Linked DNA regions of Homo sapiens: all the other regions are linked to region 1. The links are chromatin loops, found by intact Hi-C in ENCODE. Cell type or tissue: GM12878. All regions are shown on one strand.

What was found. A loop is a pair of places that touch in the nucleus more often than their neighbours do. Peaks named below come from ENCODE experiments on the same cell type or tissue, not always from the same donor. Only the 100,000 strongest peaks of a DNase experiment are listed, where the experiment ranks them.
Region 2: it touches region 1 in a loop (2.1-fold over the local background); 1 of 110 quality-filtered maps calls a loop at or near these places.
Region 3: it touches region 1 in a loop (2.5-fold over the local background); 1 of 110 quality-filtered maps calls a loop at or near these places.

What each region holds. Positions count from the first base shown.
Region 1 is chr2:161,164,392-161,169,391 of GRCh38, reverse strand. All of the region lies in intron 1 of TANK (TRAF family member associated NFKB activator), which reads right to left. Among named protein-coding and RNA genes, the nearest start is that of TANK, 6.5 kb to the right of the region's middle. RefSeq lists enhancers at 2,120-2,169, 2,150-2,319, 2,230-2,619, 2,630-2,679, 4,901-5,000 and a cis regulatory region at 2,234. In GM12878, no CTCF peak of the experiment used is centred here; DNase peaks (open chromatin) are centred at 2,341 and 3,398; H3K4me3 peaks cover 2,337 bases; H3K27ac peaks cover 3,516 bases.
Region 2 is chr2:161,382,106-161,387,105 of GRCh38, reverse strand. PSMD14 (proteasome 26S subunit, non-ATPase 14) reads right to left here. Exons shown (of 12, transcript NM_005805.6): 8 at 1,535-1,642. Among named protein-coding and RNA genes, the nearest start is that of TBR1, 32 kb to the left of the region's middle. In GM12878, no CTCF peak of the experiment used is centred here; DNase peaks (open chromatin) are centred at 457, 705 and 2,025; H3K27ac peaks cover 993 bases.
Region 3 is chr2:162,056,467-162,061,466 of GRCh38, reverse strand. The region is part of intron 2 of DPP4 (dipeptidyl peptidase 4); the gene reads left to right. Among named protein-coding and RNA genes, the nearest start is that of DPP4, 15 kb to the left of the region's middle. In GM12878, no CTCF peak of the experiment used is centred here; DNase peaks (open chromatin) are centred at 1,986, 2,346 and 2,541; H3K4me3 peaks cover 2,078 bases; H3K27ac peaks cover 3,228 bases.

The DNA.
Region 1 (5,000 bases):
AATGCTATTCACTGTTGAACAATACCATGGATACTTTTCCTTTTCTGAAAACTTTTTTCCCTGAAAATTCTTGTTTGCTTTGTTTCCTATTATCACTAATACAACTCCTCAATATATTCAGACACGTCAGGTATTCTATCTCTTTAGAAGAATCACTCTGTAAGCTTTCTGGCTTGCTCCAATCTAGACTAGTTGCTCTCTATGCCTGATGGAAAGCCTTCATCTTGGGACCTTCTTTACCTTGAATTTGGGGATACCCTTTGTCCATCTCTTTCTTTAATTGAATCCCTCATTTTCAGTCTCCTGAATCTTGTTTTATATCCCCACGTGGTGACGCAAATCTTGTAGCAGCTTCCTAAGAAAGTGTTTGGGAAGTAAATTTTTTGAGGCTTTGCATAACTAAAAATATCTTTACCCTCTGACTTAACGGATCCTTTGGCTAGATTAAGAGTTCTAGGTTGGAAGTAATTTTTCCTCAGAATTCTGAAAGCTTTGCTATGCTATCTTCTAGCTTCTGTTTATTTTTTTTGAGGATCAGATCCATTTTGATTCCTGATCTTGTACAATTCTCACTCTGTTGCTCGAGGCTGGAGTGCAATGGTGTGATCTCAGCTCATTGCAACCTCCACCTCCGGGATTCAAGCGATTCTTGTGCCTCAGCCTCCCCAGTAGCTGGGATTACAGGCGCACGCCACCACACCCAGCTAATTTTTGTATTTTTAGTAGAGACGGGGTTTCACCATGTTAGCCAGGATGGTCTTGAACTCCCAGCCTCAGGTGATCTGCCTGCCTCGGCCTCCCAAAGTGCTTGGATTATAGGCATAAGCCACTGTGCCTGGCCTTAAACCGATTTTTTTCTCTTTGAAAACAATTAGGATTTTTTTTCTTTTTGTCCCTAGGATTCTGAAATTTCAGGACCATACTTGGCCATGGACTATATCATAGCAATAGGTGTTTGGTGGGCCCTTTCAATCTGGAAATTCCTCCTTCAGTTCTTGGAAATTTTCTTGAAAATTTTTTGGGGCAATTTCTTTCCTTTTGTATTCCTTTCTGGGACTTCTACTATCTGGGTTTTGAATCTTCTGTACTGGTTCTCCAATTCTCCTTATTCTGCCACTCCTTTTAAAATGAACTTCCCTCCTTATTTCATAGTGAGAAATAAAAACTTTTAATGTGAGGAGTGCAAACCCATTTTAATTATCAGGCCCAGAGAGGCACTGAAATGTAAGTGTGTGACAGCAGTCACACCTCACTCTCCCGTGAACTAAATGACCCTCTTGAAGCTACCTACTATGTGATGCCAAGTAGCCATAAAATGCCATACGTTAGATACCAAAACTCATGCCCTATAGTTCAACAATGTATAATCACTAATCAATGTTATTTCTGTAAACCAGTGAGAATTCCTATCAAATAACTTAGTATCAGCCCATTCTTTGCTCTCTTTTGCCTTTAAAAACCTGGTTGCGGCCAGGCACGGTGGCTCACACTTGTAATCCCAGCACTCTGGGAGGCCGAGGCGAGCGTATCACAAGGTCAGGAGATCGAGACCATCCTGGCTAACACGGTGAAACCCTGTCTCTACTAAAAAATACAAAAAAATTAGCCGGTCGTGGTGGCGGGCATTTGTAGTCCCAGCTACTTGGGAGGCTGAGGCAGAAGAATGGAGTGAACCCAGGAAGCGGAGCTTGCAGTGAGACAAGATCGCGCCACTGCACTCCAGCCTGGGTGACAGAGAGAGACTCCATCTCAAAAAACAAAAACAAACAAACAAACAAACAAAAACCTGGTTGCAACAAAGGCCGAATGGAGCAACCCCCCAAGGCAACCTGGAAGTGTGTCCAAGGCAGCTGTCGTCAACCTTTACCCAAATAAATTCCCCATATTAATTTTGCCTCCATTTCTTTAGGTTGACAATAGATACAATATCTTAAGTCTGTTGTCTTTGGCAGCCATTATCCTGCCAAATGACAGCCAACCAATCCTGGATAAAGAAAGTAGTAATCAAGGGTAAGTAGTGGTGCCTCTGGAGCTGCACTGAGGCTGACAGTGTATGAGCCAAATCATGTTCCACCTCTAACTGCCTGTTCAACCAGAACATCTGAGCTTTGATCAGTTATGTATATATACATTGGAATTCCACGTTTGAAGAGAATCAAAGGCTTAAAGGTAGGATTTTCGCCATCTTGACCCCAGGATGATTAGTCATTCTTTAGTAAGGTCTACTTTTTTGTAGGTGGTTGAGACAAGTGTGAGTAATTTGGGAGGCAGGCAAGGCCCCTCTGCTGGGTTTCCCCAACTGCTGAGCCTATTCTGTTTCTGGGTAAATGTTCTGCCAGAGTTCACACTTGTGGTGAGAGACCAACTCAAATCTAAAGCAGTTTCAGGATGGGGAAAGGAAACCACCTTGAATAACTGCTACTCCTTCCACTTTGCCCTAGAAAAGAAAGCCACCAGCCTTTCCCAACCCCTTGGGCTATGAATAAGAGGAGTTCATATTCTATTTCAGAAAAGTTGCCACTGTAGTACATAAAGAGGTGAATCAGTGAATGAAAGACAAATTCTGTGTTTTTGTTTTGTTTTTTGTTTTTTTTTTGAGACAGAGCTTCACTCTGTCCCCCAAGGGTAGAGTGCAGCAAGTGTGGCGGTGCAATCATAGCCCACTGCAGCCTGGACTCCTCGCCTCAAGCAATCCTTCCACCTCAGCCTTCTGAGTAGTTGAGATTATAGGCGTCAAGCCACTGTGCCCCACTACATCTTGGTCTTTTCTGTATCTTAGTTACATGCTTGCCTTCTCACCCACAAAACACATCAGGAGTAAAAAGCAAAAAAATCAGTCAACAACACGACATATACACATAAATAAGACATCTTCTCTTTTGGATGGTTAGGAAGATCTTTAAAGACACTCAAAAATATTAAGTGTGTTTTCCTTACCTGAAGAAAGGAAATGGAAGAGAACTGTCACTACTCACATTTACTTGTGATCATTTTCCACTTTTAAGGAGTTATATAACACAAGCAGCTAATTCCCCAACTGACCTCTTGCATTTCTATTCTCCTTCCACATTGTAAACTTTGGTCATGAATATACCCATAGCATATTGTACTACGCTGTTTCTGTGCTCCATCCAGGCAGCTGATATAATAGAAACCTTAAATATCATAAATCCAGCAGTGTTAGAATTTGAATTTTGTATTTTTCCATAAGCTGGAAGGCTAAATGCAACAGGATAAACAAGACAGTCTCACTGGTTAAACCCAAAGGTCCCCAGTACATGTTCTCCATTTTGCTGGATGTTAGAACTTGGTGAAATTTTCTATGTGATCTTGCAAGAGCTAAAAGATTTCACTGTCAAAGACCACACCCATGAGTCTCAGTTTTGCCTTACTTCCTTTTTTTCTCCAGTAATACTTCTTTCTCTGAGACTATTTATCAAATGTTATGGGTTTAAGTGCACAACTAAACAGTATAACACCAAAAGGGAAAGCAGGCATGTGATGTTCTACTCCTCTGAGGTGAACGTAAACATGGCACTGCTCAGTTGGCTGTGCTGAACTGAGTAATCTTTAAGGGGTATCCTCTCCTCTGACTAGGGGCAATGTTAGAATCTGAAGATGGGGGAGGAAGGATATACAATTTTGAAATAGTTAATATTAAAAATCTATTACATAAATCATATAAAGAAGGACTTTGCATAATATTCACAGATGAGGGAACTAGAAGAGAAAGTCTGTAGTCAGTATGGTGAGGTGTAGAGGAGGAGTAGGACTGTATGGGAAGGAACATGTATTACAATCCTCTAGGATTTGTGAGATTTTAATGTTTATCAGAAAGGAAATATGGATTTTTAAAGGTTGAGAAACAACAATCTCAAGGGAAAGGCATTTCTACTTTTGGGATTCCAAATACTTGAGGTTATGAAACCACATTCCAGTAAATGCCACATAATAAATGGTTGTGAATAGTAAAACCACTTAAATCTCTCACAATAACAGTTGATTTGCTGATTCCAAAAATCCTTCTTCAAGCAATTAAAAAAAATCCTTTATTTTGAAAGAATCTAAGTCTCTAACTTCTGTCCCTTATAGCAAGTCACTCTCTGGAAAAACTATTACCTGATTGGGTTGTTTCGCTGTTCAATAGAACAATTCTCATACTGCAACTATTTCAAAGACTCTCATAAGTTCAACTTGCTAAGTAACCATCAAAATGGAACTCATATTAATTTTCTTTGTCTACTCAATTTCCAGTAATTCCTTACTGCAATGACTTAAAATACTTTGTTGTCAATGTTAGCAACCTATTTTCAGTAGACCCTTCCTTTTGCAAAAAAAAAAAAAAAAAAAAAGTATTGGTGTTAAGTAAAAGCTATTATAGATCACTAGTACTCAAAATGTTTACTCTCATAACTTACTACTGATAATTACCATTTATAGAGAATATATCTCTGAAGGTAAAAAGTTACTGTCCAGGAAATTTTCCATGAGACAAACAATTGCCATCATTTACTTCCCAAACTCTTTTCCTTAAGAAAAATACGTCCCTTTAAAAATGTTTTTCTTGGTTGCATAGCAATGTGAATGCACTTAACATTATTGAACCATATACTTTAAAAAAAGGTTAAGATGGTAAATTTTATGTTATGTGAATTTTACCACAATTTAAAAAGCTTTTATAGATTAGGAATTGGAAAATGTGACACATGTACTACATAAGTCCCAAAGCCTGTTTTCAGTTGCATAGGGCTTGGTACCAGTTACCCTCAACTTATTTGAACAGTGACCAAATACTGCACTTAGTTCAAAAGACTTTGAAAATTAATTAACAACTCACTGAAAAGGTAGTTCATTTCATATTCTGTTATCCCTTCCTGAAGATAATCATAATCTTGGTTCCGAACTATAAAGCGATTTTTGTTACATATCTAAATAATAGCCTCCTCTTTCCCTGTATTTATGATTCAAAACCATGGCAGCAAGCATAGGAGATAACAGGT
Region 2 (5,000 bases), 220 kb before region 1:
TACAGGTTCTAACTGGAAGGCAAAACAAACTAAAATGAAAGGAAAAATAATGATGCTGTAGTTGTTACATACACATGTTGTTTAACACAGGTTTGGAACCTGCTTTATAAGGTGCACTTTAAATTACAGGCTATAAGGTAAGATTAAAAAATACAAACTGGACTGGTATAGAAAAAACACGTTATTAATATTGATTACAGTCGATTTTTAAGGTTAAAAAGCAGTGCTTTAATTTTAAAAAAGAAATCTGCAACAGGTGGTGAGTGACTTGCAATTAGTAAAAACTTCTGGCAGAAACATACCATGTAGTAATCACAATGATCTTGGCTTGTGAGATGCTACTTAACCTTTTGCAAAAAATAATGAAGCAGTATGATGCTACCGAAGTTTATAAGAAAGGTCATTATCAAGGCTAAACAGGTCCAATAATATATTCTCTTGGAACATGCAAGTACAGGCTTGTCTGTACCCAATCAAAACCACTGGTAGCTTATTTCATACACATTATACTTTGCAGTTTTCCTTGACTTGCATTTTTTTTTTTCAAATCAACACACCTCAATCCTTTAAAACAAAACACTTCACTTTGATGAAGATTACAGATGAGTGACTGCCCCAAAATTAAGCATTTAAAAGTATAAAGTTATCAAAGTGTAACCAAGGCTTAACCATGGTTAACTGTCAAAGCCACAACTCCCCAAAGACAACCTCATGACAGAGCAAGGTTTCAGAAGGGAGCAGCAATAGCTACTATAATGTCTTTGTTTTATGTATTCTACTTAACCAAACATGGTATTTCTGTCCTTTTAATTAATCTTTAGAGTAGTAATTAACTAGATAGACACAGACTGTGGTGCGTTTAAAAACACATTTAAAATAATTTTTGCAGAAAATAAAGATTTGTATAAAAACACCATGGCATGTGAATGATACAAAGAAAACAATCACTCAAGAGGATATTAAGTGTCTGAATACCAGTAACTGCAATTAATGGTAATTGACTATCACAATAAAAAACAAGACATAAACTCTCATCACAAGTAACATATGGATGTCTTTTATAGGATTTATTTTAAAGGTGGGTTTTTTAAAGAAGAAAATTTTAAGTATATTTAAGAATTACTTCTAGGGATATCTTAAAATATACAGCAATTTCTCCATTGTTTTCTGCTATGAAAAATACCTACTAATCAAGCAATGATAATAGTTACATCCTTCACCGGAAACTCCTATTGGTCCTTCTCTATAATGTTAACCATGCAAAGCCAGAATGCTTTCAAGATAAAAGATCTACTATGCTCCCAAAAAGGGGGTCCTCAAATATGATAGGAAAATTTAAAGACCCCATTAAAAACTGACTCACATATGAGCAAATCTAATTTTTACAACAGTATTTCCACAATTCTTTTAAAACAAAAGAAAAATTAATTTGCAAGCAAATTAAAATGCTAAGAATTAGAACTTAAAAAGACTACTTATAGCAGGCTTTTAAAATTTAAAAGAGTTTTAACACATTATCAAATATAGGCAATACCTGGATAGATGGCTTGTTTAAGTGACCCAGATTCGAAGTTGTTTGTCTTGGTTCATGTCCTAAGACCATCATATTAGCATTGATCAATCTGAAGGCATCAATAACAACCTGTAAAAACAAGGTGTCAAGTCAATTTTTTTTTAAAAAGCAAGTGATAATGCCAAGCAACAGTGGACAAGGCATGATCGACGTGCATCTGTTTCTGGACTATATCCAGAAAATCATTTAATTATAATATTAATAAAAAAGAACCTCCTGCTGACTGTGCCATCAGCACACCACCCTCTATCTTGTAATGTAAGGTGACACCAATTATTGCAATTTTCATGAAGCAGTAAAGAAAAAAATTAACTTTGCATCTTTATTATTGAAATATGTCATTACTAAACTTACACCAAACAGCTTTCACTGGTGTGCATATGTTTGTCACCTAAATTTTACCTAATCAAAATGAATGACAGAGAAACTAAAACTGAAAGTGAGCACAAGTTAAGGGACCACATCTAAAGCCCAGCCCTGTCACATCAATTACACCACCACAGTACTTGAAATGACAACAAAATTACAGCCAGCAAGGCACTTGCCCACATATTCTCTTCTAGTCAGATACCTTTTACTTCTTGTGACTATGAAAGACTTTATACCTTGTCTGATGGCCTTAAATGTCCAAGCCACTGTCAAGTATAAAAGGCACAATATAAGAAAACCAAGGTCATCCATGCTTTAAGCCAAGAAAATGGTATGGAATGATATGGTCCTAAATTCATGGTAAAGATATTACAATAAGTATATTCTTTTTGTGTGTACAGAAATACTTCAAATTCTCCTATGATACAATAACATCTGTTAGCTCTTACATATAAAGAGATTAACAAGAATCACATACTTGCTAAAGCTTTTCAACACTGTAAAGTTTTATGTAAAGTCATGTGACTTTAAGACAGATTGCCACTTTAAGGGAATTTAACTCAATAGATTTATCACATGAAACAATCTTACAGCAAGATCATATACTAAGTAACAGTATTTCTATATTTTGCCTTTAAAAGTGCTGAACGATTAAGATTTATCAATGTTTTAAAAGCTGTGTCAACTAGATTTGTTCTTATTTATACAATTATTACTTGAGGATATTAAGAGATTAAAAATAGTTAAGCCAACCAAATCTAATCAAGTCTGAAAATTCTGCTTGTAATAAGTATTACTGTATGCTGTATGCTAAAGAACAAGATTTAAAGAAAGAAAATCACCCTTTGTAAAAGATTGCTATGATGGGTCCAAAGACAATAACAAAAAATACAAACCTAGACTAAAACATGATGACAAGTTAATCAGTCTAAGCTTCTGTCTACTCATTCGGCCTACAATATCAACTCTGAATTTTACTTTTATTTTGAACAGTTAACATTTTCCCAAAGATTCATTCCTCTTGCATCAAAATAAAGCCAAGTATCCCCAGAACATGAATTAATAGTTTGTGAAAACTTTTTTCTTTTTATACAATAACCTTAATCCACACTTAACTTTCATGTTTATATATAAATATGGCCTACATGCTTATACTTAAAATTTTTTTCTAAACATATTCTCTTTTTTAAAAAAGCAATAAAAACAAGTACTATCAGACATATTTTAGTCAGATGTTATCATAAATAACTTCAAACAATTGTTAAAAATATAGAAGTAAAATTTCCTCACACTCATACTAAAAAAGAACATAAAATAAGATAAAGTTAAAATGTTGGCAAAGGAGGAAGAAGGTGGCCATTTTCCAAGATAGGTATATAACTTAAATAGAAAATTAAGAATTGCCACCCTAACTGTTAACAGTAAATATTTAGGAGCAAAGCATCATTTTGGCCCATTTCAAGATTTCAGTAAATTCATTTGTGAGAGGGAGAAAAAGCTACTACAAAATTATGAAAATTTCATTATATATCACAACAAAATTCCTATATACTTTTTTATACTGAATGCTTTGAAACTAAAATAGCAGACAGCTATTTTACTTGTAGAAGTCTATATTATTTCTCTGAAATATTATAAGCAGGTGTGAAACTTCATAAAAAGGAAATGAAAATACTAGTTCAGTAGATATCATGATCTGTTAAAAACAAATTTTTTAAATTTTCTTAAGAAACTAAGAGAAAAATTCAAGAACTTAATAAAATGAGATGCTTTCATTGACAATTCCTGAGTAGCAATGATGGCCTATAGAAAATGACTACTTTACACTAAGATTAAAGGAATTTGCTGCCATCACTATAGCAACTGTCTTAAGGAAACTAACATGTTCAACAACCTGCAGACCAAAATTAGATTTAGTATGCAATAAAATATAAACATGGCAATATAGTCTACATTTTAATTTTGGTATAATTTTATAATTGCTTTTTGCACTGTGAAAATAAGTGGATTTATCCTTTAGAGCAACCTATCAAAATAGACTCATTAATGTCCAGTGCGCTAATGAGCAATGGGTGAAGAAGGTGTTAATTATGCCACCGTAAGATTAAAAAAAAAAAAGCCCTAGTGAGCACTCGATGGTGTGTATAAGCTGAAAGCGTTTCTCCATGTTTGTGTATTTACAGCATGATGCAATAGAATGACAGCAAAATGGTCACTCCATGGTTAAGAACAGAAATCTTAGATATAACACACTGAACAAAGAACTCCCAAGAATTAATTAATGTATGGGTTGGTAGGGGAAATAATCCATTTTTTTGAGCTCTCTGAATTTTCTAAACAGTTCATTTTGAAGTATATAGACATTAAATTAGTTCAGTTTATATCTTATAAACTCAAACAGTAACTTAACCAAAAAACTTTACACAAAAACTATCTCCTTAATATATAATAACGAAAACCTCTGAGCTAAAGTATGAAGAATATTTTCAGGAATATGATGCTAGACTTTGAAAAATTCCTTTCCATGCTGAAGGCCTACACAATACATTGAATCTCTATTCACCCGCCTGACCATTTAATTTTTTCTGGTACAAGTGCCTTGAGACTTTTCAGAGGTCACTGCAACAGTAGACAGCTTATAACAAAACCATTAGCAGTTTGGCTAGCTTAGGGAAACCTCTTACTTTCCTTTTTTGTTTATTATCACTGCATGAATCTGCAGCATATGATAGTTTATAATTTCTCAGGCTTGTTAAATTCATGTTAAAGGTCTGTTTTCTTGTTGAATAAATTTTGTTCATATAATGCTGCCTATTTCATACACTCAGTCTTTAATAGCACCTTTGGTCTATGCGCAACTCACAGATCAAAACAGAGGACTAAAATAGGGGTTGATGATGCTATTTACATGTGTGATTCCTGCTGTCTTCTTGTTAGTAGCTTTAATATAATAGAAGACCTTGTCTGTTTTGTAATTAACACATCTTTACTGGAGAGATATTTGGAAGTGATTGCTGTGAATATACTGGTTAGTAAAATAAACACAATCACACACCAC
Region 3 (5,000 bases), 890 kb before region 1:
TATGTGGTACAGAAAATAAACATTTTAATAAGATGAGGAGAGAGAAATGAATGTGGACTAAGTAGTAAGGGATAGATCAAGAGACATGAAGAGGAATAGTGGGAAAATGAAGGCCATGAATGTAGACTGTTTATTTGAGAAGTTTGTCCAGATGGCTTGGGGATGCAGCAGGATCAGGTAAGTATTTCTTTAAGATCAGTACACACTCTGCATCCTTAACCACAGAGCAGAAGTGAGCAGTGGAAAGAAACTGAAGATGCAGCTGGGCACAGTGGCTCACACATGTAATCCTAGCTCTTTGGGATGCTGAGGCAGGAGGATCGCTTGAGCCCAGGAGTTCGTTCAAGGCTTTAGTGAGCCATGATAGTGCCATTGCACTCTAGCCTGGGTGACAGAGTGAGACCCTGTTTCAAGTAAAAAAGAGAAAGAGGAAGGAAGGAAGGAAGGAAGGAAGGAAGGAGGGAGGGAGGGAGGGAGGGAGGGAGGGAAGGAAGGAAGCTAAGAAAGAAGGAGGCTAGGAAGGAAGGAAGCTAGGAACGAAGGAAGCTAGGGAGGGAGGGAGGGAGGAGGAAGGAAGGAAAGAAAGAGGGAAGGAAGGAAGGAAGGAGCTTTGTGTTTTAGAGGGAAAAGGTAAGATTTTAAAAAAATCCCTTGGGAACAAGAGGACAAGCATCTGAGTCATAGATTGGGGTGTGGAATGATCGGGGAGGAAGCTCACCTCTCCCTCAGAGTTCTAAGGAAAGAGTTGAACAATGGCAGGAGGGACAGATACCACAGAACTGATGAGCTTGGTAGAAAATAAGCTCCTATGGTAGCTTTTGCTGTAAAGGAGGAATCATTGAATTTTTTTGTTGGCTAATTTTATAATTTTTTCAAAATGTATACTGCAGGACCTGAGTTGTTCAGCATTGTATAATATTTAAAATCTAGAGAACATGAAAAAAGGGAAGAAAACAAACCTATTTTAAAGCTTACGTGACTACTTTTTAATGAGTTCAGGAAAAAGATGATGAAAGTTATTGGGTATTCCCATGGAAAAGAGAATAGAGATGGTAAAACTTCCTTTCTAGGAAGTTACCTTCTAGGAAGCCACAGAGTTGCCATCCTTCTTACTGTCCAGAGGGAAAATTCTAGAGTTTTCTGAATTTGCACTCTTTTGACTTTGAAGCAGAACAAATTAAGTTTCAACTGACCCAAGTCCTAAGGATACTACCAACCTGCTTATTTAAAATAGTTGCAAACCATGAATTTAAACACTTCCATAAAGCCTAATTCATCTCCACCAATTCACAAAAAAATGCCAAGAAAGCATTTACCACATGCAATCACTGTTCCAAAGATTTAGAGAGGTTTAGAAGAGTGATTGTAACCACAGGCTTTGGCGCCATATTGCCTGGTCCAAATGTGGCTTTGGTGCATACTAATCACAGAATTTTAGTCTAGTTACTGGCTGTGCCTATCTGTGCCTCAGTCTCCTTATTTGTAAAATGGGAATGAGCATAAGAAGAATAAGTGGGTTGAAAGTCTACATTGCCTAGAACAACCCAGCAAACTAGAAGAACACCATAAGAATGCGTAATTATTATTCTTTATATGTTTATAACATTTTTTGTTTGTTTGTTTTAACAGCTCCAGACGCAGGTAGTATAGTAATTTTTGCCCCATACTGCTGAATGTTTTGCCTGGCAAATACTGGGAATGGGGCAATTCCTGTGGCAGTTTTGTTTTCCAATAATTGTTTTTTCTTATATCGGGGATGACAAATGCTTGTCACAAAGAGTAGCCTTGTTGATTACACTTATAAATCTTCGGGAGACTTCTTCAATGAGTCAGTGTTAGAGCTTTCAGTTTCCATAAATGCAGATTTCCTTTACTCAGTTTTCTTTTAAACATGAGCTGATCTTTCTTAGTTTGCACTATAATACCCTCCACTGAAGTCTCACTGCAACTGCTTTTAAGTATATGTGAAGAGAAACTAGCCCTTTGCTAAAATAGTTGCATGTTTCACGGGCCAGTGAGTCATTTAGTCATACACTTAAGAACTTTCCACCTTTCAAGTGTTTATCATCACCTCGGATTTCACGGCCTAATGCCAGTCAATTTCATGGGGCATAGAAGCCCTGTACGTATTAGTTTGGGCCATTATTGTATCAGTCTTGTTTATTCCCAGAAAAGTCTTATCAAGAAAAGAGGGAGTGACTATAATCAGAAAAAAAAAAATTCATTTCAGAAAGGGATAAAGCAGTCCTGCCACCTTGCTTAGTGCTGGCTCCCTGTGTGTGTAGAGCTTCCTGACTCTGCATGATAGCAGAGGGAACCAGGCAGTGTAACTCGGCTTAGTTCGGTCAGTCCTTCCAGCCTTGCATTTCTTTACCAACATGTTCATATTTGGGTTAAGATGAAAATAGATATCTGATACTTGAATACTGAGACATACATATTCTGCCCACTTTTACTTTTCTGCTACATATATTGGAGTCGTATGCTGATATTGTTTCAGGGTAATTGGAGTTTCAGTCTCAACATTTGTCTTTCAAGTCCAGTCTTGTGAGCAGTTTTTGTTTTTGCTTTAATGGTGCTCACAATTTTGAGGAATGTCCAGATGAGATTGTCAAACTGTAGTCAGGACTGGCCACCTGATGTTTTAAAAGGAAAGTTTTATGGGAACACAGCTGTGCCCATTCACTCACAGATTGGCTGTAGCTGCCTGCAAGTTACAATGGCAGACTTGAGTAGTTATAACAGAAACTAAAGACCATAAGGCCCACAAAGCCTAAACTATTGACCAACCAGCTATTTAAGAAAATGTTTGCCAACTCCAGGTCTAGATGTTGTATTCTTACCACTTAAAAATACTTTCGTTATAATGTCTAACTTGAATAACGAGATTCAGAAAAACGATTAAATATAGAGTTTATTCAAGTGCAAAGCTTGAGGATGACCTCTTGGAAAACATACTCCAGACAAATGGGGTTAGCATTACCAAGTGAGGAATTGAAAGTTTCACTCATATAGGCAGTTAACAGGGTTGCAACATTTTCCATACAAGGTCAGTATGTATATTACAGTGATTTTGTTGGTTACAGATTGCTATATTCCAACTAAGATTTCTTTAACATTCCATGAGCAGGGGTGATGATCTGAGGGGTTCCTACCTCGGGCACCACAGGGTCTTTTCTGGTCATTTACAGGAAAAAGCAGAAGTTACAGCTGCATGGTATGTGACTCAGGCCACATACCTCTCAAGGCTCAAAATAACCTAAAGTTCCAACAGATTTAAGTTCTAATTATTTAATTTCATCACAATAGGTAAGATGAATCAGTTCTTATATCAGTTAGGGAAATCACACTAGAGGCCAGGCGTGGTGGCTCCAGTTAGGGAAATCATACTAGAGGCCAGGCATGGTGGCTCAGGCCTGTAATCCCAGCACTTTGGGAGGCCGGGACAGGCAGATCATCTGAGGCCAGGAGTTCAAGACCAGCCTGGCCAACATGGTGAAACCCCGTCCCTACTAAAAATACAAAAATTAGCTGGGTGTGGTGGCACATGCCTGTAGTTGCAGTTACTTGGGAGGATGAGACAGAAAAATCGCTTGAACCTGGAAGGCAGTGGTTGCAGTGAGCCAAGATTGTGCCACTGCACTCCAGCCTGGGTGACAGAGTAAGACTCTGTCTCAAAAAAAAGAAATCACACTAGATATTTCAGCAGAGAGATTTAATATGAAAATTGGTTACACAGATAAAAGAGCAAAAGAGAAACTCTGAGGTAACTGAGAAAGTGTAACTGCAGGAAGGAGGAACACAGAAGATCTCAGATCAAAGCTCTAAGGTTTATAATCCCCCTAGCTGCTACTGGTACCTCCGTGAGGCATGATGAAGCAGGTTCTGGATATTACAAAGGAAGCTAGAGGCTGGAGCAGGTGCTACTGCTGGGTGCATGCTGTCAGCAAGAAGGAGGAAAGGAGGAGTCCCTCCTCTTCTCTAATTGCCATCCAATTTTTTCTCTATTTTCTCCTATTAACAGAACCTAGCAAGAATCCTGCAGATGAGGCTTCTTGGAAATATAGCTGTAGAGCCCTTCCCCAGAATTACTGAGCAAGGAAGGGTATGTATATTTGGAGGTGAAAGCCAGTAGGTGACTGGCTCAGGCTTACGGAAGTGTGCTGACCTAACAGTAGCTAGTGGTGGTCTAGAACCTGAGTTGTAATAGTCTGACAGGTTCTTCTTGCCCACTGCACAGATAAAACCAATTCACTGTGACAGTGATATTGCAATAGAGAATTTCATAGTCACAGGAACAGCCAAGTGAAAGGACAGGAGACAGTTCTCAAATTGACTCCCTCAAAGCTTGGAGGTTAGGGTTTTTAAGGATGATTTGGCAGGCAGGGACCTAGGGAATGGGTGCTGTTGATTGGTTGGGGATGAAATCATAGGACTGTCCAAAATGGTCTTTATGCACTGAGTCATTTTATGGGTGACGGTCACAGGACTGGTTGATTTAGTTCCTTGGTATGAGTCACAGGTCCAGGTGGAGTCAGCAGGTCCAACTGAATGCAAAAGTCTGAAAAATATCTCAAAGACCAGTCTTAGGTCTTGACAACTTGACAATAGTGATGTTATCTATAAGAACAATTGGAGAAGTTACAAATCTTCTGACCTCTGGAATAATGGCTGGTTATCATTTAACTACTAGCCTACATCTTGGCAGAATTCAGGCCCCTCCTATAGTCCTCACTGTGTGGCTTTTTCTTCGTCTTAGAAAGGCAATCTCAGTCCTCAGAGTGGGTCAGTTTTGGGAGGGACTATTACCATCCTTGCTGCAAAGTTAAACTATAAACTAAATTCCTTCCATAGTTTGCTTGGCCTGCACCCAGTAATGAGCAAAGGTAATTAGTTTGTGAGGTTAGAGGCAAGATGGAGTCAGTTAGTTTAGATTTCTCTCACTGTCATAATTTTTGCAAAGGCCGTTTCAGAGGCTCCTGTGCTCACTCTGTCTAGTC